2 separate regions of the Homo sapiens genome follow, and region 1 is linked to region 2. A link is an interaction called in ENCODE POLR2A ChIA-PET data of the cell type or tissue named here. Cell type or tissue: OCI-LY7. All regions are shown on one strand. Each heading gives the region's core, and the rest is flanking DNA. Links, peaks and the distances in the headings are about the cores only. Region 1 has its middle 66 kb from the start of MIR7706. Region 2 overlaps AKAP13 (A-kinase anchoring protein 13).

What was found. ChIA-PET counts read pairs that join two places held together with the same protein. Peaks named below come from ENCODE experiments on the same cell type or tissue, not always from the same donor. Only the 100,000 strongest peaks of a DNase experiment are listed, where the experiment ranks them.
Region 1: POLR2A ChIA-PET joins it to region 2 with 12 read pairs; 2 of 35 experiments call an interaction of 5 or more read pairs at or near these places.

Annotation. Positions count from the first base shown.
Region 1 is chr15:85,307,837-85,320,372 of GRCh38, forward strand. No RefSeq gene overlaps it. Among named protein-coding and RNA genes, the nearest start is that of MIR7706, 66 kb to the right of the region's middle. RefSeq lists enhancers at 4,835-5,014, 5,035-5,114, 10,669-10,768. In OCI-LY7, for the core only: no CTCF peak of the experiment used is centred there; no DNase peak of the experiment used is centred there.
Region 2 is chr15:85,499,023-85,511,558 of GRCh38, forward strand. The region is part of intron 2 of AKAP13 (A-kinase anchoring protein 13); the gene reads left to right. Among named protein-coding and RNA genes, the nearest start is that of AKAP13, 120 kb to the left of the region's middle. In OCI-LY7, for the core only: CTCF peaks have their summits at 6,252 (motif pointing left) and 6,468; a DNase peak (open chromatin) is centred at 6,249; H3K27ac peaks cover 619 bases.

The DNA.
Region 1 (12,536 bases), core at 3,875-6,374, 190 kb before region 2:
TGCACCTCTAGACAGCCTCTCTGGAACACTTCAGGGTGACTGCATCCCTACTGGAGGAGCACCCTCCAGGTGCAGGCTTGCACAAGAGACAGAGTCACAATTCCTCTCTGCTTGGAACATCAACATTCCTGCAGATGAGTAGAGGTGCTTATCTGCTCTAAATAGCCAGAACACTGGATCAAGAGTTTGTCTGGGAGGTGGATCGCTCTCCTGCTGGCCTGGCAGAAGAGCTGAGGTGGCTCCAGTCCTTCCTTCTGATAAGACCTCAGCATGCTTCACTGAGAGTTCCCCCAGCCATCTCTGTCAAGGCAGGGACCTCTGTCCATCATTGGTTATTGCATTTACCCACCTGCTTTAGCCACAGCTGGTTTTCACCCATGGCCTAGCTCCCCTTTTGGTCTGAAGCCTGGACTATTCAACCCAGTAAATAAAATACTTGGGGACAAATAAATAAAGAAGTGCATAATATGGGGGAATGAGATAAGCTTCAAGAGACCTCTGTCATTCCAATCCTATGGGAGACAGTGAACTTGCTCACGCACTGAGCACAGTGCTACTACAACCAGCATCTGAATAAGCCATCATCCAAAGACTCTACAACCAAGGAACTCATACAGAGCCTTCACCCCTGAAAGCACCCCTGAAAGCATACAAAGCCTTCACTCCTGAATTAGGTTACAATAAACTATAAACATTTAAGTCACATCCTTAAGGGGGGGAAAAGAAATTTAAAAAAAACACAGTTAGGCTGGACACAGTGGCTCACACCTGTAATCCCAGAACTCTGGGGAGGCCGAGGACAGCAGGTCACTTGAAGTCAGGAGTTCGAGACCAGCCTGGCCAACATGGTGAAATCCCATATCTACTAAAAATACAAAAATTAGCCAGGCATGATGATGAGTGCCTATAATCCTAGCTACTCAGGAGGCTGAGGCACGAGAATCACTTGAACCCAGGAAGTGGAGGTTGCAGTGAACCAAGACCATGCCACTGCACGGCAGCCTGAATGACAGAGTAAGACTCTGTCTCAAAAAATGAAGAAGAAGAAAACAAGAAGAAGAAGAAGAAGAGGAGGAGGAAGAAGAAGAAGAAGAAGAAGAAGAAGAAGAAGAAGAAGAAGAAGAAGAAAAGAAATAACAAAGATGAGAGCAGAACTAAATGAAATTGAAACCAAAAAAATACAAAAGATCAATGAAACAAAAAGCTGATTCTTTGAAAAGATAAACAAAACTGATAGACCATTAGCTAGATTAACCAAGAAAAGAAGAGAGAAGATTCAAATAGGCTCAATTAGAAATGAAACCGGAGACATACAACCAACACTACAGAAATACAAAATGTTATTGGAGACTACTCTGAACACCTCTATGCACACAAAACAGAAAACCTAGAGGAAATGGATACATTCCTGGAAGCATACAACCCTCCTAGATTAGATCAGGAAGAAACAGAAACCCTGAACAGACCACTAACAAGCAATGAGATTGAATCAGTACGTTTTTTAAAATGCCAACAAAAAAAAAATTCCAGGGCCAGATGGATTCATAGCTGAATTCTACCAGACATTCAAGGAAGAGTTGGTACTAATACTACTGAAACTATTCCAAAAGAATGAGAAAGAGGGAATCCTCTTTAAATCATTCTATGAAGCTAGTATCACCCTGATACCAAAACCAAGAAAGGACATAACAAAAAAAAGAAAACTCCAGACCAATATTCCTGATGAATACACATGCAAAAACCTCAATAAAACACTAGCTAACCAAATCCAACAGCACATCAAAAAGACAACACACTGTAATCAAGTTGGTTTCATCCCAGGGGTGCAGGGATGGTTTAACATATGCAAGTCAATAAATGTAATACATCACATAAATAGAATTAAAAACAAAAACTATATTATCATCTCAGTAGATGCAGAGAAAGGATTTGATAAAATTCAGCATCACTTTATGATTTAAAAAACCCTCAACAAACTAGGCATAGAAAGTACTTAATAAATTTTCAAGTTAATAAAGTACCCAAATTAATAAAAACCATATATGACAAATCCACAGCCAAAACCATATTGAATAAGAAAAGGTTGAAAGCATTCCCCCTGAGAGCTGGAACAAGACAAGGATGCCCACTTTCACCACTTCTATTCAATATATTACTGGAAGTCCTGGCCAGAGCAATCAGACAGGAGGAAGAAATATAGGGCAACCAAATTGGAAAAGAGGAACTCAAACTATAACTGTTCACTGATGGTATTATCATATACCTAGAAAGCCCTAAAGACTTCTCCAAAAGACTCCTAGATTTGATAAATTAATTCAGTAAAGTCCCAGATTACCAAATCAGTGTACACAAATCAGTAGCGCTGTTATACACCAACAATGGCCAAGCTAAGAATCAAATCCAGAACTCAATCTCTTTTACAACAGCTGCAAAAAAAAAACAAACAAACAAACAAACAAAAAACAAAAAACCTAGGAATTTACCTAACCAAGGAAATGAAAGGTACCTGCAAGGAGAACTACAAAACACTGTTGGAAGAAATCATAGATGACACAAATGGAAACACATCCCATGTTTGTGGGTTGGAAGAATCAATCTTGTGAAAATGAACATACTGCCCAAAGCAATCTATGGATTCAATGCAATTTCATCAAAATACCAATATCATTTTTCACAGAATTAGAAAAACAATCCTAAAATTCATATGGAACAAAAAAGAGCCAGAATAGTCAAAGCAATCCTAAACAAAAAGAACAAATCTGGAGGCATCCCATTACCAGACTTCAAGTTATACTACAAGGCTATAGATACCAAAACAGCGTGGTACTGGTATAAAAGCAGGCACTTAGGCAAATGCAACAGAATAGAGGACCTAGAAATGAAGGCAAATATTTACAGCCAACTGATCTTCAACAAAGCATACAAAAACATAAATTGGAGAAAGATTACCCTACTTAATAAAAGGTGCTGGGAAAACTGGCTAGCCACATTTAGAAGAATGAAACTGGATCCCTATTGCTCACATTATACAAAAATTAACTCAAGGTGAATCAAAGACTTAAATCTAAAACTCAAAACCATAAAAATCCTAGAAGGTAACCTTAAGAAAACTCTTCTGGACATTGGCTTAGGCAAAGAATTTATAACTAAAACCCCAAAAGCAACTGCAACTGCGACAAAAATAAATAAATGAGACCTGATTAAATTTAAAAGCCTCTGCACAGCACAAAAAATAATCAGCAGAGTAAACAGATAACCCATAGATTAGGAGAAAATATTTGCACGCTGTGTATCTGAGAAAGGACTAGTATCCAGAATCTACAAGGAACTCAAACGAGTCAGCAAGAAAAAAAAATAGCCCCATCAAAAAGTGGGCAAAAAATATGAATAATATTTCTCAAAAGAAGATATACAAATGGCCAACAAACATATGAAAAAATGCTCAACATCAGTAATCATCAGGGGACTGCAAATTAATGCCAAAATGAGATATCACCTTACTTCTGCCAGAATGGTCATTATTAAAAAGTCAAAAAAATAGATGTTGGTGTGGAAGTAGTGAAAAGGGAATGCTTATACACTGCTGCTGGGAATGTAAATTATTACAACCTCTATGGAAAACAGTGTGGAGATTTCTTAAAGAAATCTAGATCTAAAAGTAGATCTACCATTTGATCCATCAATCCCACTCCAGGGTATCTATCCAAAGGAAAGTAAGTCATTATATGAAAAAATAATGTACGTGTATGTTTATTGCAGCCCAATTCACAATTGCAAAGATATGGAACCAACCTAAGTGCCCATCGACTAATGAGTCAATAAAGAAAATGTGATATACACCATAGAATACTACTCAGCCATAAAAAGGAACAAAATAATGCTTGCAACAACTTGGATGAAATTCGAGGCTATTATTCTAAGTGAAGTAACTCAGAAATGGAAAATCAAACATGGTACATTCTCACTTATAAGTGGGAGCTAAGCTATGAGGACACAAAGGCATACAGAATGATATACTGCACTATGGAGCCTCTGAACAGGGAGAGTAAGAAGCGGTTGTGGGACAAAAAAACTACATATTGGGTTCAGTGTACACTACTCAGGTGATGGGTGCACTAAAATCTCAGAACTCACCACCATATAATTCTTCCATTAGCCCAAAACCATCTGTACCTCAAAAGCTATTGAAATTTTTTAAAAACTAAAACTAAAAATAGATAAATTGGTTTTATTCATCCTTAATCAGGCTTTTTTTCTTATGTGTATATCTTGTAATTTTTTTTTTTTTTACTGACTGCTGGACAGTGTGTGTAGAATAAAGATGAAGATAAATAGCACTTGTGCCTGAAAATGGATACACATTTTTTTTTTTTTTTGAGACAGAGTCTTGCTCTGTCACCCAGGCTGGAATGCAATGGCGCAATCTCGGCTCACTGCAACCTCTGCCTCCCGGGTTCAAGTGATTCTCATGCCTCAGCCTCCCGAGTAGCTGGGATTACAGACGCGCACCACCACACCTGGCTAATTTTTGTATTTTCAGTAGAGACAGGGTTTCATCATGTTGTCCAGGCTGGTCTCAAACTCCTGATCTCAGGTGATCCACCTGCCCCAGCCTCCCAAAGTGCTGGGATTACAGGCATGAGCCACTGCACCCCGCCACATTTACAAGTTTTTAAAATTAGCTTATTAGTGGGGCAGGGAGGGTGAGTCAATCTGGTCAGGAACTGAGAAGGGGATTTTGTTGCTATAGTTACCTTCAGTGTAACTAGTGAACCAGTGGCTTCAGATTCCTCTAGTGTGACCTTGTGCTTGGTACGGGGGCTGGATGCCGGAGGGTTTTTCTAAACATCTCTACTCCACGCTTAGCTTTCAGCCTTCCCATGTGTGTGCACTACACAGAGGATCTCCTCCCATGCTCTTGTCTCTTCCGCAGTAGTAAGCTGAAATGCTTGAAACTCAGTGCTTGCTCACCTGATTTTGTGGGGCAGGGGGAGGGACAGAAGGGGGAATTCTCTGTTGGAAAGAAGAGGATTTTCTGTTAAACTGGTAAGCTGTTTGTGCCTGGGTCTCAGAGGTATGACTTTCTTACTGATCCTGCCTTTCTTCCCCACTGTAAGCCAAATTCTGCTTTCTTCTTTAGCTCTTGTGCAAGACATAACTTCCTGCACTTTCCCCACCAGTAGGAGGCTGCTAGTTGTATTGGTATAGCATTCATACTTAGAATGTTTTCCTACCCCTTTCCCTGGCATAGAAAGAATGTTGTCTTTGACCTTTCCCCCAGCTCCCTGTGGTGCTCCCTCAATGTGGTGCTACCTCTCAGTTGGCCGCTTCTCCTTCAATAGCTCATGGCTTTGGTTCCATAGGGGAGGAGTCTCCTGTGGCAGGGACCAATTTCCTCCATCCTTCAGTTCTTAACCAACTAGAGAACTTTCTGTTCTCCCTCCGTGACTCAATCTTTCTTGTGAGCAATCAACAGAAGTCCATGGAGAAGAAACTACTACTAAGTGTGAACTTCCCTGGTGTCTGGGATCCCAAGGTTTCTATACTGTCACTGTAGCCCATACTCAGCTTTTACCAAATCATTACAAATTTTAGTTGACTTCTTACCTACTAATATGGTACCCAATGTTTCTACCACCCATGCTCTGCCCAAAGGGGAGCTAATGTGTGGATCTTCTCTCTTCTCAGAGGGGCCGGTCTTTGCTTGGATTTCAGGCTGCTTAGTCACCCTCCAAACTGAATTCTCAGATGGGTTTAAGAAAAGTTATAATGTTGCAGTTTATCTGGCTTTTTCTTGTTATGTGGGAGTAATACTTTTTTAGCTTTCTATATCCTTGGTGAAAGTAGAGTCTATCTATATCTTTAACTCTTATTTCTTTTTTTTTTTATTTTGAGATAGGGTTTCACTCTGTCACCCAGGCTAGAGTACTGTGGGGCTATCACAGCTCACTGCAACCTCAAACTCTCTGGGCTCAGGAGATCCTTCCATCTCAGCCTCCCAAGCAGCTGGGATTACAGACACATGCCACCACACCTGGCTAATTTTTTGTGTTTTTAGTAGAGACAGGGTTTTGTCATGTTGCCCAGGCTGGTATCAAACTCCTGGGCTCAAGCGATCTACCTTCCTCAGCCTCCCAAAGTTCTGGGATTACAGGCATGAGCCACTGCACCTGGCCTAACTCTTCATTTCTTAATTTAAAAAATTTTTAAAGAGATCCAAATTATATCAATAAAAAAATAAATTAAAAAAAAAAAAAAAAAGAGATCCAAATTAGTGAAGTGACATCATATGTTAAATCTGGTTGTTGGTTCCACGGCCTGGCAAAGAATTTTTTAGCTGGCCACATCATCTTGAATTAAAACTTCATTTCCCACCTATCACGCAATTAGATGTGGCCACGTTACTACATTTTAGCCAACAAGATATGAATGAAAGTGTGGTATAAACATTCTTGGGAGTTTCTTTAGAGAGAAAGAGGAATTCCTATGGGGTAGGATGTGGGTGAGATTTCTGGAGTTCCAACAACCATCTTGCAAATGCAAAGGCATCCCAAGAATGGCACACCAGAGAGGTGGAGGTTGCATCCCCAGTGCTGATGATATAGAACTGCCAAACCAGCCCTGGATTGACCATCTACAGACACAGTTTAGGTGACAGAAAAATAAATGTCTTTCTTGTCTAAGCCCATGTTATTGCCTGGAATGAAGAGGAACTCATTCTATTGCCACCCATCTTAATCCAAACTGCCACACTTGGTGACATATTGTTTTGGTATGTTTGAATTATTTCATAATCTAAATGTTTAATTAAAGCAAAATTGCACAGACAGTAAAAATATCAACAATATATAAATATGCATTGAGGAAGAGAAATATGTCAACATTGCTTCTCTCTGGGTAGTGAGATTATGTGTACGTTCTTTTCTTTTATCCTCAGCCATGTCTATTCGACTTTTCCACATTGAGCATGATTCATTGAAGTTTTTGTTATACTGAAGCGTGGTTCTCCTCCTCTGCTGGCACTGGTATGTCATCGCCTCTGGGCTGCTTAGAAGACTCCTTTAGCATGTGCTATTTCCATAGCACCTCTCTGCAACCTTCATCTTTCTTTGTGAGTCTCTTCCTCCTGACCATGTGGTAGCTCCATTCTGAAACCAGAATTATAAATAAATAAAGACTTGGATTTGCCTCTGTCTTTCCCCACACTTAATACTTCCTGCTCCTGTTCACCAAGGAGGAGATTTTCTCCCAACCAGTGACTTCAGCTTCAATTAGGAGTTCCAAAGCAATCCTGGCACTCTTGGCTTTAGCATCCTTTCTCAAATGTCTTGGAATAACTGCCAAGCACTGTATTGGAGACCATAACATTACCTAGGATCTCCCAGGGACCAAGAACCACTGTCTCCTTGAATTCTGGATGATCTGCTACTTCACAATAAGTTCCAAACTCATAAAGAGTATCCAAAGCCCCAGAGTTTGAGGGTAATCTTTGTTTCCCTCCTTGTTCAAGACAGTACATTTTACTGACCTGGTATATTCTTTATCTATTGCTGCATTGAAAATTACTCCAGTTGGGCTACAGTCAACACAAGGTTCAACTGGGACAAGATATACTTCCAAACTCATCCGGTGGCTGTTGGCAGGTTTCACTTCCTTTTGGGCCGTTGGGCTGAGGACCCAGTTCTCTGCTGGATGCTGACTAGAAGCTGCCCTGGATTTCTTGCCTTGCAGGTTCCTCCAACATGGCAGCTGGTTTCAGCATCAAAGCACACAAGCCAAGAAGTCAATAGAGAGGAGAAAGCAGCAGCAAGAGAGATTCCTAGCAAAGTAGAAATCACAACCTCTTGCAACCTCATCATGAAAGTGACATCCCATTGCTTTTGTCATATTCCATTCATGAGAAGCAGGTCAATAGGTCTGGCCTGAACACAAGGGGAGGAGCTTACCTAAAGAGGTAAGGACCAGGAGTTAGAGAGCACTGCAATATATCTTAGGAGTCTGCCTACCGCACGAGGCCTCACCATCAGTCCAAAAGTCCCCTTCAGTTTTTCCCAGGAGATCTAGCAGGACCTCAGGCAACCTGGACTTCAAATGACCCCTTCTGCTATCCCTAGTTCTATATGTAGCAGCCCAGACACATTAATTTCTACTTTCCAAAGTTGTTCTTCTGTCCTCTACTTGTCACACCATCAAATTTAGTTTGGGCTTTCAGAGAATGAAAATGGCAGACAGACAAAAGGAAAGCTTATCTGAAGTTTAAGATTTTAAGGATGCTGCCAGTTTCCAAAAGCAATTCTACCCTGGTAAAATAAAATCCTTATTCTGCTCGTCCAGGACACTTGACCCAGAGCCCAACAAGGCGGTATTCCCGTTCACACTCACTGAAGCCACTCTGTCTTCCTGCAAGAGTTATCTTGGCCCTAGTCTGTAGCTCATCTCCTACAGGGGCACTTAAAAGGAAACAACAGTTCTTGGTCCAAAGCAATAAAGAGACAAGTGAGTCATAACAGTCTGGGTTCTTCACCAGCATAAGCGCTTCCATGAATCGCCTCTATAAAAACCCTGCCCTTCTAGCCCAAGCCGTGTTCCAAGTTCCAAAACCTTCCATTCAAGGGTTTTATAACTCAGCCCTGTGCTCAGAAATGTCACTGCACATAAGAGGGCCTTTGATCTCTGGCCATACCCAAGCCCATAGTCTGCAGCGAAGCGTGCTTTGATAACTATCTAAAGAGAAAAGCACTTTGGTTTCCTCTCATCTATTTCTATTCTACTTTTAATAAGCTGCTTAGCTTCAGGCGTCTGCCCTCTGCCCTCCAAGCTTCATCTCAACCAGAAGTAAAACAGGCTTGTGGTTGTGTGCTTTGAGAGCTCATGAAATAACAATAGTGGTAGCAAACACCAATAAAGGGCTTACTACGTGCCAGGCACCATCCTAAGTAGTTTCTGTAGGTTATCCTATGTAGGTTTTCACAGATGAGGAAATGGAAGCATAGAAAGGCACTGAGTGACTAGCTTTCTGATGAAGTCACAGTCAGAGAAACAGAGCCAGAAGTTAAAATCAAGCAACGCATCTCCAAAATGCATCTTACCCCTGTGCAATGAAAGAGAATACAAGCCCCCTCAGAGAAGGGAAAATATGAAGTCAGAAATACGAGTATTTCTTTAATAAGAGAGAAGATTTGCAGCAAACTCCTTCAATCTAGAAACACTTTCTTTTTCCAGGTACTGTGTTAGAAATCCCTTCAGTAGGAAAACTAAATGGGCAAGTCTTTAAACCAAACCAAAATGTTTCCTGAGCTTTCAATGAATCAAATTGAACTCAAGGCCCCAAGTCTGAATAAATTATGCCCTAAGATCTGTCAGAAGCAGTAGATTTCTTCTATTGGGTTTTTCTTCCATTCGATATAAAGACATAAGCGCTCTGTTGCTGCCCAATTGCTTTATTAAAAAAAAAACATATATATATATATATATATATATATATATATATATTTGAGACGGAGTCTCGCTCAGTCGACCGGGCTGGAATGCAGTGGCAGGATGTTGGCTAAGTGCAACCTCTGCCTCCCACGTTCAAGTGATTCTTCTGCCTCAGTCTCCCAGGTAGCTGGGATTACAGGCTCCCACGACCACGCCCAGCTAATTTTTGTATTTTTAGTAGAGATGAGGTTTCACCATGTTGTCCAGGCTGGTCGCAAACTCCTGACCTCAAGTGATCTGCCCACCTCAGCCTCCCAAAGTACTGGGATTACAGGCATGAGCCACCATGCCCGGTACAGAAACTTTCTTACTCATTTGAATTGAAAACTTCTATGTTTTTAAAGCATATTTTCATTAAGTGTGGAAATTCATAAAATACGGTTAGGTAGGAAGACGATGTTCACAAATTAGGTTTATAATCTATCATTTCAAACTTCGCTGTATTCAAAAATTAGTTATCTAAAATTAACTCCAGAGAAGTTTGTATGTACAAATAGTTGTTATAACAAAAGCTACCTTTCTTTTCTCAATCCGTGTCATGTGGATCTAAGCCCCTGCCTCAGAAATGGGGTGGGCATGTGTGTCCTCTTGGTGAGACCACTCTACCGCCCTAGCCAATGTGATTGCTTCAGAGATGGTTACATAGCCCTAGCTGGACCATTAAAAGTCTCCAAACCTTTGCTGGAATTATTGAGAGAGAGAGCATTCAAAAAGAACTCAGTATATAAAAAATACTGGAGTTAATAAGCAAGTAAAATATTAACAGAAGACTGTATATGCCCCAGGCCACCAGATGGGGGAGAGTGCACCTGAAAAGAGGCCAATACAGAAGAAAGCAGATAGAAATAGCTTCCAATGATCCTGTGGGGGCCTGGATCCAGCTGTACCTGAATCTCCTCCAATGCTATGCAGTTACATATGCCAGTAAGTCTTTTTTGCCTTTAAATCTGTGCATTGGGTTTCTGCTCCTTGTAACCTAGGGAGTCCTGACTAGTTCCTAGGAGCAGGTGTGCTTCCAGATCCTGTTCAGTTGCTACTGACCACAGCAGGTAGTGTGAAATGACACCCCAGAGAGCTGTGTATTTCAATGCCACACCCACATTCTGGGTGTGCCTGTGAAAGCAATCCAGCAGCAGTGTGCACAGCTGGAGCTGACTTAAGAGCTCCTAGGAAGGCCCAACCCTACAGCTAAAGGTCATGTAAAGACGTTGTGGAGAGATAATAAACAACACACACATACGCACCCATTAGGCAAAAATACCACATATTTTCTTCTCAGAGGAAATAACCATGAGCAAAGTATGGATATGAGTCAGTAACTGACTATAATTAGGGGCTTCCCTCCCACCCCAGTAACATCTGAATCAAGGCAGAGGACATTCCAGCAGTCCAGCAGTTGGTAAAGAACTAACCACATCTTTCTTGATGTTTCCTGTGACTCGATCCTTGCAGAACAGGGCACTGCAAGTCAGAAAATAGCTTCCTAGGAGAATTTAATACTAAGGAATTGGGAGTTTCCTCCGTCTATCAGAACCAAAATCATTCTACCTTAAGCCTTGGGGTTTGGAGCTCAACATAACCCAAGCATCCACTCTAGGAATCCCCCATCTGCTGCATAACTTTGGGTCCATTTGTATTTCAAAACTCTATTATGACTAGATATCCATATGCAGAAGAATGAAACTAGGCCCCTATCTCTCACCATATATAAAAATCAAATCAGCCAATTGCAGTGGCTCATGCCTGTAATCCCAGCACTTTGGGAGGCCGAGGCGGGCGGATCACCTGAGGTCGGGAGTTCGAGACTAGCTTGACCAACATGGAGAAACCCTGTCTCTACTAAAAATGCAAAACTAGCTGGGCGTGGTGGCACATGCCTGTAATCCCAGCTATGCAGGAGGCTGAGGCAGGAGAATCGCTTGAACCCAGGAGGCAGAGGTTGCGGTGAGCCGAGATCATGCCATTGCACTCCAGCCTAGGCAACAAGAGCGAAACTCAGTCTCAAAAAAAAAAAAAAATCAAATGAAAATGGATTAAAGACTTACATCTAAGACCTGAAGCCATAAAACTACTAAAAGAAAACACTGGGGAAATGTTCCAGGACATTGCTCTGGGCAAATGTTTCCTGAGTAAGACCTTAAAAGCACAGGCAACCAAAGCAAAAGTGGACAACTGGGAACATCTCAAGCTAAAAAGTTTCTGCACAGCAAAAGAAACAATCAACAAAGTGAAGAGACAACTCACAGAGGGGAGAAAATATCTGCAAACTACCCATCTGACAAAGGATTAATAACCACAATATATAAGGAGCTCAAACAACTCTATAGCAAAAAAAGAAAAATCCAATTTAAAAATGGGCAAAAGATCGGAATAGACATCTCTCGAAAGAAGACATACAAACGAGGCTGGGCACCATGGTTCACGCCTGTAATCCCAGCACTTTAGGACGTCAGGGCGGGCAGATCGCTTGAGGTCAGGGGTTCGAGACCAGCCTGGCCAATATGGCAAAATCCCCATCTCTACTAAAAATACAAAAATTACCTGGGCGTGGTGGCATGTGCCTGTAATCCCAGCCACTCAGGAGGCTGAGGCAGGAGAATTGCCTGAACCTGGGAGGTGAAGGTTGCAATGAGTTGAGATCACACCACTGCTCTCCAACCTGGGCAATGGAGCAAGACCCTGTCTCAAAAAAAAAAAAAAAAAAGACATATAAATGACCAACAGTTATATGAAAAAATCCTCAATCTCATTACTCATAAGAGAAATGCATATCAAAACTACAATGAGATATCACCTCACCCCAGTTAAAATAGCTCTTATCCAAAAGACAGGCAGTAATGAATGTTGGCAAGGATGTGGAGAAAGGGAAACCCTCATTCACTGGTGGTGAGAATGCAAATTAGTACAGACAAGGTGGAGAACAGTATGAAGGTTTCACAAAAAATCTAAAAATATAATTACCATACGATCCAGCAATCCCACTGTTGGGTATACACCCAAAGAAAGGAAAGCAATATATCGAAGAGATATCTACACTCTTATGCGCTCTTATCTGC
Region 2 (12,536 bases), core at 5,268-7,767:
TTTCAACACGGCTGACTGTGTAACCCATCAGCAGTGGTTGCCTGTAAAGATGCATGGGAAAGTGTATATATTAAGTAAGATATTATTTCAGAAGGACAGATCTATGGCTTTTCTTTTTTAAAGGCTAGCTTCCTGAGTAAATTATCACTGCGTTATTGACTCAGAATAATATCAAGGTGTGTACTATCAAATACAGGGTTGGGTATCTCTTTGTAAGAGATAGCAGTGATTTTCAGTGGATAATTAAGGGAATTAGCACTTCACATTTTTTTCATGATATTTTTATGTCACTTAGAATTTTTCACGAATTATTCCTTGTATGATTGTAGATAATTAAAGCCCCATATGCTTTGCAGTAGTAGCAGCAGCGCAGATTATGATGCAGATGGAATTGGTAAGAGCAGTAGGTTTTGAAATGAGGTTGTAGACGGGCTGCTGAGACTGATTTTTGGACAGCATAAATGAAAGCAGTATTCTGATGTCAGCATTTGGAGTTTAAAAATCCCTAGCCATGGATCCCGTGCTGAGTCATTGGTACTTCAGGTAAACCAATTCCAACTCTATGTAAGCTAGCCTTCAGCCATGTGAAACTGTTAACGGCATCTCTTCCTCTCTCTGAACTGCACCCCCGAGCCCTGCCAATCCCTAACACATGCATAAAGAAAAACACTTATCTTTCAGGATTCATTTCCTGCCACTTGTCTCTGTGGAGCCCCTCCTGAGCTTTCATCCTCCTGTGGATCCATCACTCCTACTCCTATGCCCCGGCTACTCTGTGCAGACTTTGTAATAAGAGCTTGAGCACTTCAGATGCACATTTGTATGCATGCCTTTTCCGTTTATTATGTTCCTTGAGGGTAGGGGCTTTGTATTTGAATTATTATTTTATTGCTCTCATTTTTACTTCAGCTTCTATCACAGTACTTTGTGCATCATAATGCTAGTGTTTTTTATTGTTTCCAAGTAGAATTAAAGCTGTTCTTTGGGAAAGGGTGTTGCCTCATACATGGATGATTATAAATGTCTGATTTGCCAAAGATGAGAGTTTTCTTTTTGGTTAGGATTTATGACCCCAAAGGGAAGGTTACTGTAGTTCATCAGCCAATAAATGAAACCACACAGGGGGATTTTGTGATCTGGGACAATGTGTCACTTTGCTTTGATCTTTGGGTAGAGCCTCTAAGAGGTGCTCTCCTAGTGAAAACCTGGAACTGATACTAGGTGAAAAACCGGATTTCAACCACTGTAGCCTAGTGCTTCCGTGTGGTGTGTGGGTATTTACTTGGAACACTCTGTGTTTGCTTCTTACTACACAAATCTCATTTTATTGGTCTGACAAACCTATGAATTAGGTTTGAGACAGGAAGATTTATATTTTAAAGTTCTAGTATGTTGATTGTAACATTTTCATTGCTCTCTTTGGAAATTCTGTCACCTGAGATGAGACTATTAGCTAGATTCGTGAAGTCAGCCCACTGAATCTATAATTCAGAAATCTATAAATAGCTCCCTTCAAGTACAACATTGGGAACATTTATTTATATCAGCACGGAGGTAGAAATTACATTTTTCTGGAGGATACACGAATTTATTGATTGATCGGTTGGTGATGCACATCTTTAGTACTTTTTCCTCATTCAGACACATTTCCCCCCCAGAGATTCTGCTTATTTCCTTTTGGATCCTTTTATGTGGGGGCTGTAACTTAGGGTATTTATCTTTAAGTATAGAGAATGTCACCTGTACTCCCAGAAATGTGTTTGTTTGTTACCCTTTTTAAACCAGGAAAGAGCTATTGGCTCTGGTGTCTTTGGAGCCCTTCACAAAGCTCTGTGTCTGGATTAACTGTTGACCCCATGTGATATACAGAGCATCTGGCGGCTGGGGTGGAATTCTCAGCTGTCTCTCTTTGTTTTGTCCACAGAAGGAAATGTGAGTTTTATCTTACTGCTCAGGCGATGGTACATTCCTTTTTTGGTTCATGGGACTACCACCAATCTGATTGTGGGAGTATTTCCTACCATTCCTGTCATCTTCCGGAATTTGTTAAAGAAGGCCAGGGGTGATCTTCACCTACCATCACTCGTGAACACCATTTTCTTCTCAATCACCTCTTGTGTTCCTAAATTCTACTTTGAGTGAAGTGTATTATTGTGTAGTTTGTCCTGTCTTGTATGGTTTAGGGATCCCAGGCAGCATAATATTAAGAAGCTACAACTGTGGGTATTTCTTACAGCCAGTATTGTTCCTCCACAAATCCTCATTTTCCAGATCCCTGTGAAATTTATTATATTCTTGCCACCATATACTCGTGATTATGTGTTGCCCATATCTTGCTAAGTCTCAGAATACAAAGTAATTCTTCTCCTTGACCGTGAGACAGAGATAGGTGTTTTTAAAAATGAAGTACCGATATTTCAGTTTTTCTGGTGAGTATGGGACGTTGATTTTTCATTTGCCATACTGTATATGTGTGCATTTGTATGCAGTAGAGGTTGGCAGAAATGTGTATTGTGTTCAAACGCTGATCTTAAGCCTCTGTTTATTCCATACCTGCTAGTGCTTATCCACTATGCTATATGTCCTACATTAATTTTTCTCATTTAATCATCTTAATGATCTCATGAGATAACTATTTTTTTTCTACATTTTAAAGCAGAGGAAAGTATCAGAGAACTTTTGTCACTTGCTGAGGTCATGCAGCTAGTAAGAACAGAGTTAGAATTCAAACCAGACCTTTCTTCAGAAACCTAGGCTTTTAATGATGTCAGTATATTGCTCCTCTGTGTCAGCGTTTAACCCTGCATGGTGTAGGGAAGAAGCGGGCTATTGCCTAGGATTTGTGAAATAAGGATGTTGGTGAGATTATTAAAGTCAGAAGGAAACACTGAAAAGTGGAATTTGTTGGGAAGAAGGGGAACCATTTAGGGACAGACACTAGACCTTTGTGGTAACTGGTACGGCGGAGCATGGTGCTGTGGGGTCACTGGTTCTCAAACTTGAGCATGCATTTGGGTCACCAGGAGGGCTTATTAAAACCCAGATTGCTGGGCCACACCCCAGAGTTTCTGATTTACTAGGTTTGGGATGGGGTGAAAAATTGCATTTCTGGTAAGTTCCCAGGTGATCCAACACTTTGAGAACCCATGTAGAGAAAGTGTATGTGCTTAGGAGTCAAGTAGACACAGCTTTACATTCCTGCCCTACTGTGGGAGGCTTAGAGTCTTCATCTTAAAAGTTCTGTAATATAGGGTAGTATGTATATTACAGGATTTTTCATGAGCACTACATGTGATTTAGAAAGTGACAGCAATATTTGGCAATTATTGAATACTTACTAAACATCAGTTACTTTGAGAAGCATTTAACATATGTAATTTAATCTTAAGCAGTTAAGTATGTCATTCCTACATGTAAAAATCTTAATACGTATCAGTTGCTCAGTTAATATTCCTGCACACCTTTATCAGTAGGCCTTCTTAGGCCTGGAAATGTGTAATATCCCTTAGAAAGATTTTCATAAAGTTGGCTTATTTCTTTAAAAAATGTCGACACTTAAAAAGGAAAACTTAAAATACGTGTTTTTGTGAAATGGTTTTACTGGTAACACTAGATAAGAAAAGTGATAATGTCTGAAATGATAGAATTTTCTTCTGATTACTTTTGTGGTTAAGTACTGTGGGTTGTTTGATACTCATGTAACTATTCGTTAGAAATCAGAAAGCTTAACCAGCTTTACAAAAAAGCTGGTTTACCGTTAAAATTAATTAGATGGATTTTCTTCTCCTAAATTTCCATATGACACCTTTTCAGACAGTTTCTTTCGTAAGACTTATTTGCCATTTAGTTAAAATTCTTCACCTATTATTAAGTAAAACCAAAAAGTAATCAATTTTATTACCATACTTTATTTGGCTCTGTTTGAGAAATAGTGTGTTTTACTAGAAGAGATTAAGAGAGGTAGAGACATGGAGATTATGAAATGTGGGATGTTTCTATTTACTTGGGAATGGATGGGAACATTTTCTTTGTACCTAGTGTATGCTACGTACTTGGTATACCTTGTTAAAATACTTTAGTACTTACTTTATGTCGTGGTAAGGGGATTAAATGGCAACCTTAATTTGTGTAAGACATTTAAGACACTCCTGGCACATAGTAAGCATTTGATACAAGAGCCATTATTTCATGCATTTCAGATATGGGATTATAATAATTTCCATCCTCTTAGAGTTTACAATCTAGGAGTTCTTACAGGGAATTTGAGGTAGCTCCTAAAAGAATCAGCAGTTTTAAATACACAGCTGGTAACAAGGGAAGCTGGTATTCTAAGTCACGTGATTTCAAAGCCTGTGGTCTTCCTCTGGTACTATAGCCCCCAAAGCAATGCTGTCCATTCTGTATTGGTACCTTCCCTTCTTAATCTTGTAGTTGACAGTGTCCCACTTCCCAACTTTGAATGTCTCTTTTCCATGGTCTCAGCATGTTGTACCCTGGGTTAGGAATGATGTGTGACCAGAGGTGATTCAACTTGACCTGCTGGGCTCCGTGACTTAGGCATTGCTGGTGCAGAGATGACGATTGTGCAAACCTGATGGACTCATGGAATCAGAGGGCACCTTGATCTGCCTGCAGTGGGTGAGGCATAGTATGTATTAGATCAGGTAAAGGAGGCCCTTCATCTGAGGAAGGGGCCCAGGTTTCTACTTAGAAAAGAAAGGCATTGTATTTCATGCTTTACTCTCTCGCTCTAATCATCAGTGTGACAGATAAAGGGAGCAGCATGGCCGAGTAGTGAGACAGGTAGGAAGAGTGAGCCTTGAACATGTGTTCATGAATTCTCAGGGGCTTGGTATACTTGTAGCAAAGTGTTTGAGGAGAGGCTCTGTGAGGGAGATGATGCTGGAGGGGTCAGTGAGGGCTAGGTTTGTTGGGGGCTTTGTGTGCTGTGTGTTGAAGGGACATGCTCAGGCATAGGGCTTTATCAGGAGAGTAGCTTGATCAGATTGTATTTTGGAGACTCTGTGCTTCCCAGTGTGTGGAGGCCAGCTTAGAAGCCTGGAGTCCCAACTTAATTGATGACTTTGGAGAAAAACAAGAGAACTGAGGATAATAAATAACCAAGAAAGCTAGGTGAATAACTGTAAGATATAGGTGAGAGCAGAAGTCAGATCTTCAGATTTTAATGACAGAATGTCACCTTTTCAATCAGCAACAAAGTAGCCGAGTATAATCTTCAACCATCTGCTCTCTGGGAGAGGAGAGAGGAGAGGGGAAGGAGCGAGGAATGAGGAGCCAGAGAGATTGATTTTAGCTAATCACTTCTAACTCTTTCATTAAATTTTTATGGAGAATTAATACAGGCTGGGCGCAGTGGCTCGTGCTGGTAATCCCAGCACTTTGGGAGGCTGAAGTGGGAGGATAGCTTAAGCCCAGGAGTTCAGGACCAGCCTATGCGATGTGGTGAGACCCTGTCTTTACAAAAAAAAAAAAAAAAAAAAAAAAAAAAAAAAGAAAAAATTAGCCAGGCATGGTGGCGTGCATTTATAGTCCCAGCTATTTGGGAGGCTGAGACAGGAGGGTTGCTCAAGCCTGGAAGATCGAAGCTGCAGTGAGCCATGGTCGCACCACTGTACTCCAGCCTGGGTGACAGGGCCCAACACCCTGTCTCCAAAAAAAAAAAAAAAAAAAAATCCTTACATGTCTGCATTTTAGCCAAATATATGGTTTTGTTAGCAAAAGAGAGAATGTCTCTTTAAGTATTGACCTAATTAATAATTCTACCACTTCCAGAGAGTTGTGAAACATTTTTCAGAGGTAGAGACACTCTCGCTTGCTCTTTCTCGCTCTCTCTCTCTTGCTCTCTCGCTCTTGCTCTCCCTCGCACCCTCTCCCCCTCTCCCCCTCTCTCCCATCTCTCTCTCTCTCCCTCTCTTTTGCTCTCACTCTCTGTGTGTGTGTGCGCACATGTGTTTGAAAGCCAGCACCATCTGAACAATTTAGCTTTGCTGGACAAAAATAGACTTGAGAGGGAGAATTGTACATTGAAACAAGAAGAACTTACACTCTTACAATTTTTCAACACTCTCTTCCTTTTAAGGAATACTTCTCATTAAAGGGACCATACATTAAATTATATCCAAACTTGAGTAGTTTTAATTTCTTTTCTGTCTGAAATCCCTGTTAGAACAATCTCTAAAACTACTCCATAGACACAGAACTTGAGTAGATTTATTGAGCGCCATCTGCTGGCTTTGTTTTAATGGACCAAATAGGTGGTGCCTGGACATCTTTAAGAATTATCCTGTATCTTAGTGTTGCAAAATTATGAAGCTGGAAGACAGTATGAATTTGGGCTATGACTGGTAGTAGTATTTAAAATAATAGTTTTGTGTTGGCATTGAGAAAGGGGTATGGTTTTGGCAGGAGAATACACACAACCTGATTAAAAAAGAAGACAGGTTATAGGGATTTCATTGGCCAGTATCTTTATTGGGCAAAAGATTAGCCTAGTTTAAATAAAAAGTAACCTTAAATGCCAAATAAAATTCTTTAATATTTTCTAACAGTGAAGTCAACCTAAGTCTTTATCTGGAATGACTTTATGTAAAAGTCGATAAATTTCTTGGTGGATTTCTATTCGTGTTGCATGAGATACTTTGAGGTGTCTTTTAAAGAAAGATTTATAAAAATGGCTTTGTTGGCTAGTTTCAAGAATGCGTTTTATTTTGAGGGATGTGGATACTATCTTAGTATTTTCCTGCTGAGACAGATATAGGAAAAGCCCCTAGGTTAAATAAATAAGGGTGAAGCTGTTAGGTGCTCTTCTTGTCATTAGTCTTTTTGAATTTTAGTTATATTTTAAGTGACTTCTTAAGGGCAACTGAGCTAAAAATTTGGCATACCCAGACCATTAGACTCTAGATCTTTTAATTAATTTCTCATCCAGTCATCTTAAGTATTTAAGATGAATTGTAGAAAGATTGTCAGGCCGGGCGTGGTGGCTCATGCCTATAATCCCAGGACTTTGGGAGACCGAGGAGGTGGGCGGATCACTTGAGGTCAGGAGTTCAAGACCAGTCTGGCCAACATGGTGAAACTCCGTCTCTACTAATACAGAAAAATTAGCCGGGCACCTGTAATCCCAGCCACTGGGAAGACTGAGGCAGGAGAATTGCTTGAACCCATGAAGTGGAGGTTGCAGTGAGCTGAGATTGTGCCACTGCACTCCAGCCTGGGCAACAGAGCGGGACTCCATCTCAAAAACAACAAAAAAAGAAAGATTGTTTACAGAAAGAGAGACCAGAAAGGAATTCGTGCATTCATTTGGCCAACATTTATTGAGCACCTAGAACAACGAGACATACCTTTAGGCAATGATGTAGCATTGAATAAAACAAATATGGTCCCACCTCTCAGGAAGCTTACGTAACAGTTGGGAGGAAAGGGGAACTCAGATAAATACATAAATACATGCTTTTAGAATTTTATATATACATATAGGTATAATATATAATGTATTAAATAGACATACATGAATAAATACGTGTCAGAAAGTAAATGATGCTATGGAAAAAATAAAGCAGGGCAAGATAGATAAGGAGAGTTAGGGTAGGAGAGCTCATACTTCATTGAGGATGGTCAGGGATGACCTCACTGCTAAGGGGACATATGAAGACCAATGGTTATTAGTGTTATATAAAACAGTTGTTTATGATCGTCTTGCCTGACCTTCACCAACCATGTACAGAAAGCACATGGGACAGATGATGTTATTAATCGTTTCATGGGCCCCCTTGGTCTAGAATATAAAGGCTGATCCTTGGCACTGCTTTATGCCCATGTTCCCTATGCTGAAGCCATGGTCCGTTAGTCCTTGAATACACCGTGTTTGTTCAGTTCTGTGCCTTCGTACATACTCTCCCCTCCTTGGAGTGACTTTATCTCTTGTCTTCCTAGTCAGCTCTTACATGGCTTTTGAAATTCATAAATTTTACTTTCTCTGGGTAGCCTTTGTAGTCTCCTCTGGCAAATTTTCTTCCTTCTCTTTCTTTATCTTCTGTTAGGCCATAGCACTTTTGAAATGTTTCTATTTATAGCACCTGTTATATCACTGTAACTGTATGTTGGCATGAGTTTCTTCTACTAAATCAGGGGGTCTTAATCTGTTTTTTGTTGATGTCTTTGGGGGTGTGTGAACTGCTGGAAAACTGTACTAAAAGGTTATATTAGACTAGTGGTTGGCAAGCTACAGCCTGTGAACCAAATCTAGCCTGCTGCCTGTTTTTGTAAATAAAGTTTTGTTGAAACACAGTCACTCCCATTTCTTTATGTATTGTCTATGGCTCCTTTTGTGCTACCAAAAAAAAAAAAAACATAAGAAACGAGTAGTTGCAGTAGTAACCATATTTCCCACAAAGCCGAAAATATTTACCATCTGAGTCTTCACAGATAAAGTTTGCCAATCCTGATATTAGATGAAATGGGGATTAAAAAGGAAACATTTGGTGTTGTATGGCATGAAGCTGACTGCCTTTTCCTTGTGTCTAGAAACCACAGCAAAGACAGAACAAGTCACCTAACTTCAAGTTTCTCTTTGCCCCAAGACAGAGGGCATGACATTCTTTTAGTCAACCAATTTGGATGTCACCAACACCTGATGACAGGTGGTGGTCGTGTGGCCAAGAATGGGAGCTTCTGGGGACTGGTGTAATCAGCTTGCTTCCTTTAGAACTGACATCCCCAAAGCAGCGGCAAGTGGGAGTAGGATATGATGGCAGTAGCACCTAATCACCCTCCTCCACTCCCACACATCAGACTGGTGGTGCTCCCTGGGCACAGGTGGGCACCTGCTGGAAAAGTTTTCAGTGTGCTTCTTCTGAGACTTGCCCATGAGGGCGTGGCAGGAATGGGGGCCATGGATCCTGGCAAGGATATATTCCTAAACTGTCCTTGATGGTGTAGGTCCCTCCTCCTTTTCTCTGTGGCATTTTGCTTTGTCCATTTGATGCCATATCTTTACAGATGGGTTTCAGCAAGATATTCTCAAAGCATTTCAAGCAGGAATGAGCCCTGAGTAATATTGATGGAGCCTCTCTTTTCCTCAGGCACTTTGTGTAATTTTTTTTTTTTTTTTTTGAGATAGGGTCTCACTCTTGTCACCCAGGCTGGAGAGCAGTGGCACAGTCTTGGCTCATTGCAGCCTCGACTTCCTGGGCTCCAGCAGTCCTTCTACCTCAGCCTCCTGAGTAGCTGGGATACAGGCATGCACTACCGTGTCTGGCTAATTTTTGTATTTTTTGTAGAGATGGGGTTTTGCTGTGTTGCCCAGGCTGGTCTTGAACTCCTGGGTTCAAGCAATCCACCTGCCTCGGCCTCCCAAAGTGCTGGGATTACAGACGTGCGCTATCGTGCCTGGCCTTGTGTAGATTTTTTTAAAGGTAAGGGGTTGAAGTGGGGAATTCCAGCCCTCTGACGGGGGTGGTGGTACTGCTGGCTCTTTAGCTGAGTCCTCTATCGTGTTTCATCTGGACCACTCTTGATAGCTTCCTAAGTGGTCTTTCTGTAGTTTCCTTGCTCTGTCCTGTTCTCCGCAGAGGAACCACAGTAATCCTTTGAAACATGAATCATGTCACTCTTCTTTTCAAAACCCTCCAATGGTTTAGCATCACACTAAAAAAGAAAAAGAAAAAGAAAAAAAAATCCATATTCCAACCTCGCCTTCCATCCAGTGTTCATTCATTTGCTCCTCCAGACTGACCTTTGCTATTTTTTGAACACGCTGAGTTTGTACTTCCCTTGCACTCGATATATTCCCTTTGCCTTGACTGCTTTCTTTATCTTCCCTTAACTTGCTTCATTCAGGTTTCAGCTCAAATTTGCCTTCCTTGGAGGAGCTTTTCCAGACCACCCTGTCAGGAAAAGTATCCTCTCATCCCTATTTCAGACAAACTTTAACCCCTTTATGCTGTCTTACTCTTTCTAATAGAACTTTCCCTCTAATGTTACTTTCTATAATTTGTCTTACCTGCTAAAATATAAGCTCCATGAGGGCAAAGGGCCTTGTCTTTCATGTTTGAGGCCTAGTTCTTAACAGTGTCTGACACATATTACAGTAAGTTTTGTAATGAATGAATTCATTTTGCTGACAAAATGAGTTTCAAGTGGTTCTTATCAGGGGTCTGTAGCTATTAAGTGACTGATTCTGATTCTGTTTCCCAGCCTCCATTTTTATATTTCACTACCATGTGTGGCGGCTGATACCTTGTTACCGAGTAGCATGTTGCATTTAAGAAATAGTGAGTGCTAAATAATATTAAAGATTTTTGTGCATATGCTTGCTTTGTAATGGTATTGATTTCCCAGAGAAACGAAGCTACTCAGAGCCATTCATGCTACTTTGAGGTAATACTAAAGGACCAACAGAACAGGATAGCTCTGTTCAGTGATTTAGGATTTTAGATTTTTTTCTTCTGGTAGGATTTCTGTTTTCTAGCTTGATGGCAATAACATCATATATTTACGTTCTCATCCTAAGGAGCCTTGGGGTACTGCTTTGCTGTGACCGTGCCTTATGAATTTGTCTTTCATTTTCTAGAGCACTCCACTAAATTAGGCAGCACAAATGTAACTCATTTATCCTATAATTAAATTTTGTGATATTCTCCTTTTGAATGAATTCCGATGTAAGGAAGGCCAAGGGATAGCACTTCAGGGTATTCACAAAGTTAGAAATACAAGGTTTGTGTTTCTTTGGGGTTTGCTAGTGTTACATGACATTTTATAAGCGTCATTATATCCAGTGTTTAGAAACTCTCAGGTCTGAGAGCTGAATGGTTTTGGATTTAGTTTGTAGCCTCTGTCACCTCCTCCGACATGTCACCCCTGTCCACTGGTTGCAAATATCATTTCTTTCAAACATAATTTGAAATCAGGTGAGAGAGAATCGGTATTCCTCAGGCTCCTTCCAGGTGACCTGTGTTTGAGAAGACTGTGGGAGGCCTCCCTGCCCTGCGTTTTGCTCAGGCAGTCAAGGGCCTCCTCTAATCCCTGCAGTCCCTGGTCCTTGCTTCTCTTACTATGCTTTTGATACAGCTGCAATTGTTACCTTATGTGTCTTTTTCCCTGAAGAGGCTGTGTACAAAGATGAATGAGATGCAGTCTCTGGCCCAGCTTCACTGTAATGGCATAAGCTTTCAGAGAGTATGCGCCTGCTCGAGGTGATCTGTCTTGAGCTTTGAGCAGCACTGGGCTTAGACATTTCTCCACAGAAGTCTTTTTGGTCATATTCTTCAAGGTAGAGTTTGGGCATTCATCTCCCTGTACCTAGAGAAGTCAGTATATGTATTAATATAGCATTTGTTATATTACTAATAAATGTATAATTATATTAGTAATACATTTTATTGCTAGTATACAATTATTGAAGTAATAATAAAAGGAAATGTTTAAAGTAACAAAATATTTTCAGATATTTTAAGACTCATTTACCTGTCAACATGATTTCATATAATGTTTGTATTTTAAAAAATGATCCCAGTAATGGATGGCAGTTCTATATGTATATTTGCTAGCAGTAAGTCATTTGAAAATCCTTTAATTAATGCAGGCTAGGTTTCCACCTGATTATCACAGATGAACAATTATATCTTGTCAAGATTGTATCATCCTGAAAGGCTTTCATAGTTACCAAGGGTGTTATTAACAATAGGTGGTTAAAATAAAGAGAACTCTGAAATATTTTAAATGGTGTGGAATTGAGTGTATCATGAATCTGGGAAGGGATCATTATTTTGGTTTAGCAAATGAGCTTTCTGAAACATTTGAAATGGGAAACAAGTATTTTAAGTTTTGGCTGCAGAGTGCTCACTTGTGACTGCCATTAATAGAGAGAGATATGGCAAATCCCATGTTTTTAGGTGGCGCTTGAGTTTGGGTTCCTCTTGGGTCCATAGGGCCATTTCTGGGTTCAAGGCACAGGAATAGATAGATGAAAGATATGTTATGAAAAAACCCATTTAAGGCTAGAGAAAAAAAAAATTTCTGAGTTTGTTGCTTTTCTTCAGACGTCTCTCTTCCATTGTTTGTTCTGAGGATTTCTTTTTAAAAAGTCATTCCTTTTAATGCTGCAAGACTTTTATATCCTTGCCTCTTTTGGCTTTGCTGATCCTCTCTTCTCTGATTTCTCCTCTTCTCGGACTGGCCCTTCCTTGTTTGGCCTGTTTCTCTGGATCCATTTCTTCTTACTGCCTTCCCTTGCTGGAACACCAGCGTCTAGTCATTGGCTCTCTATTACCACAAACTCATCTACAGTCAAGGTTTTAGTTCTTAACTTAGTGCAGGTTGACTTTCAGATCTGACTGGCCAGGCTAGCCCTTTTTTGACAGCTTGCCCTGTTACCTACCTGTTGGATATAGAATAAGTACAAATATCTATCCTGTCTACCCTGCTGATACATGAAACTTAAGATTCAAAGCCCCATCATCTTATCACAAATTATTCCCACAAGCCACTAGTTTTCCTTAGAGATACCCCTT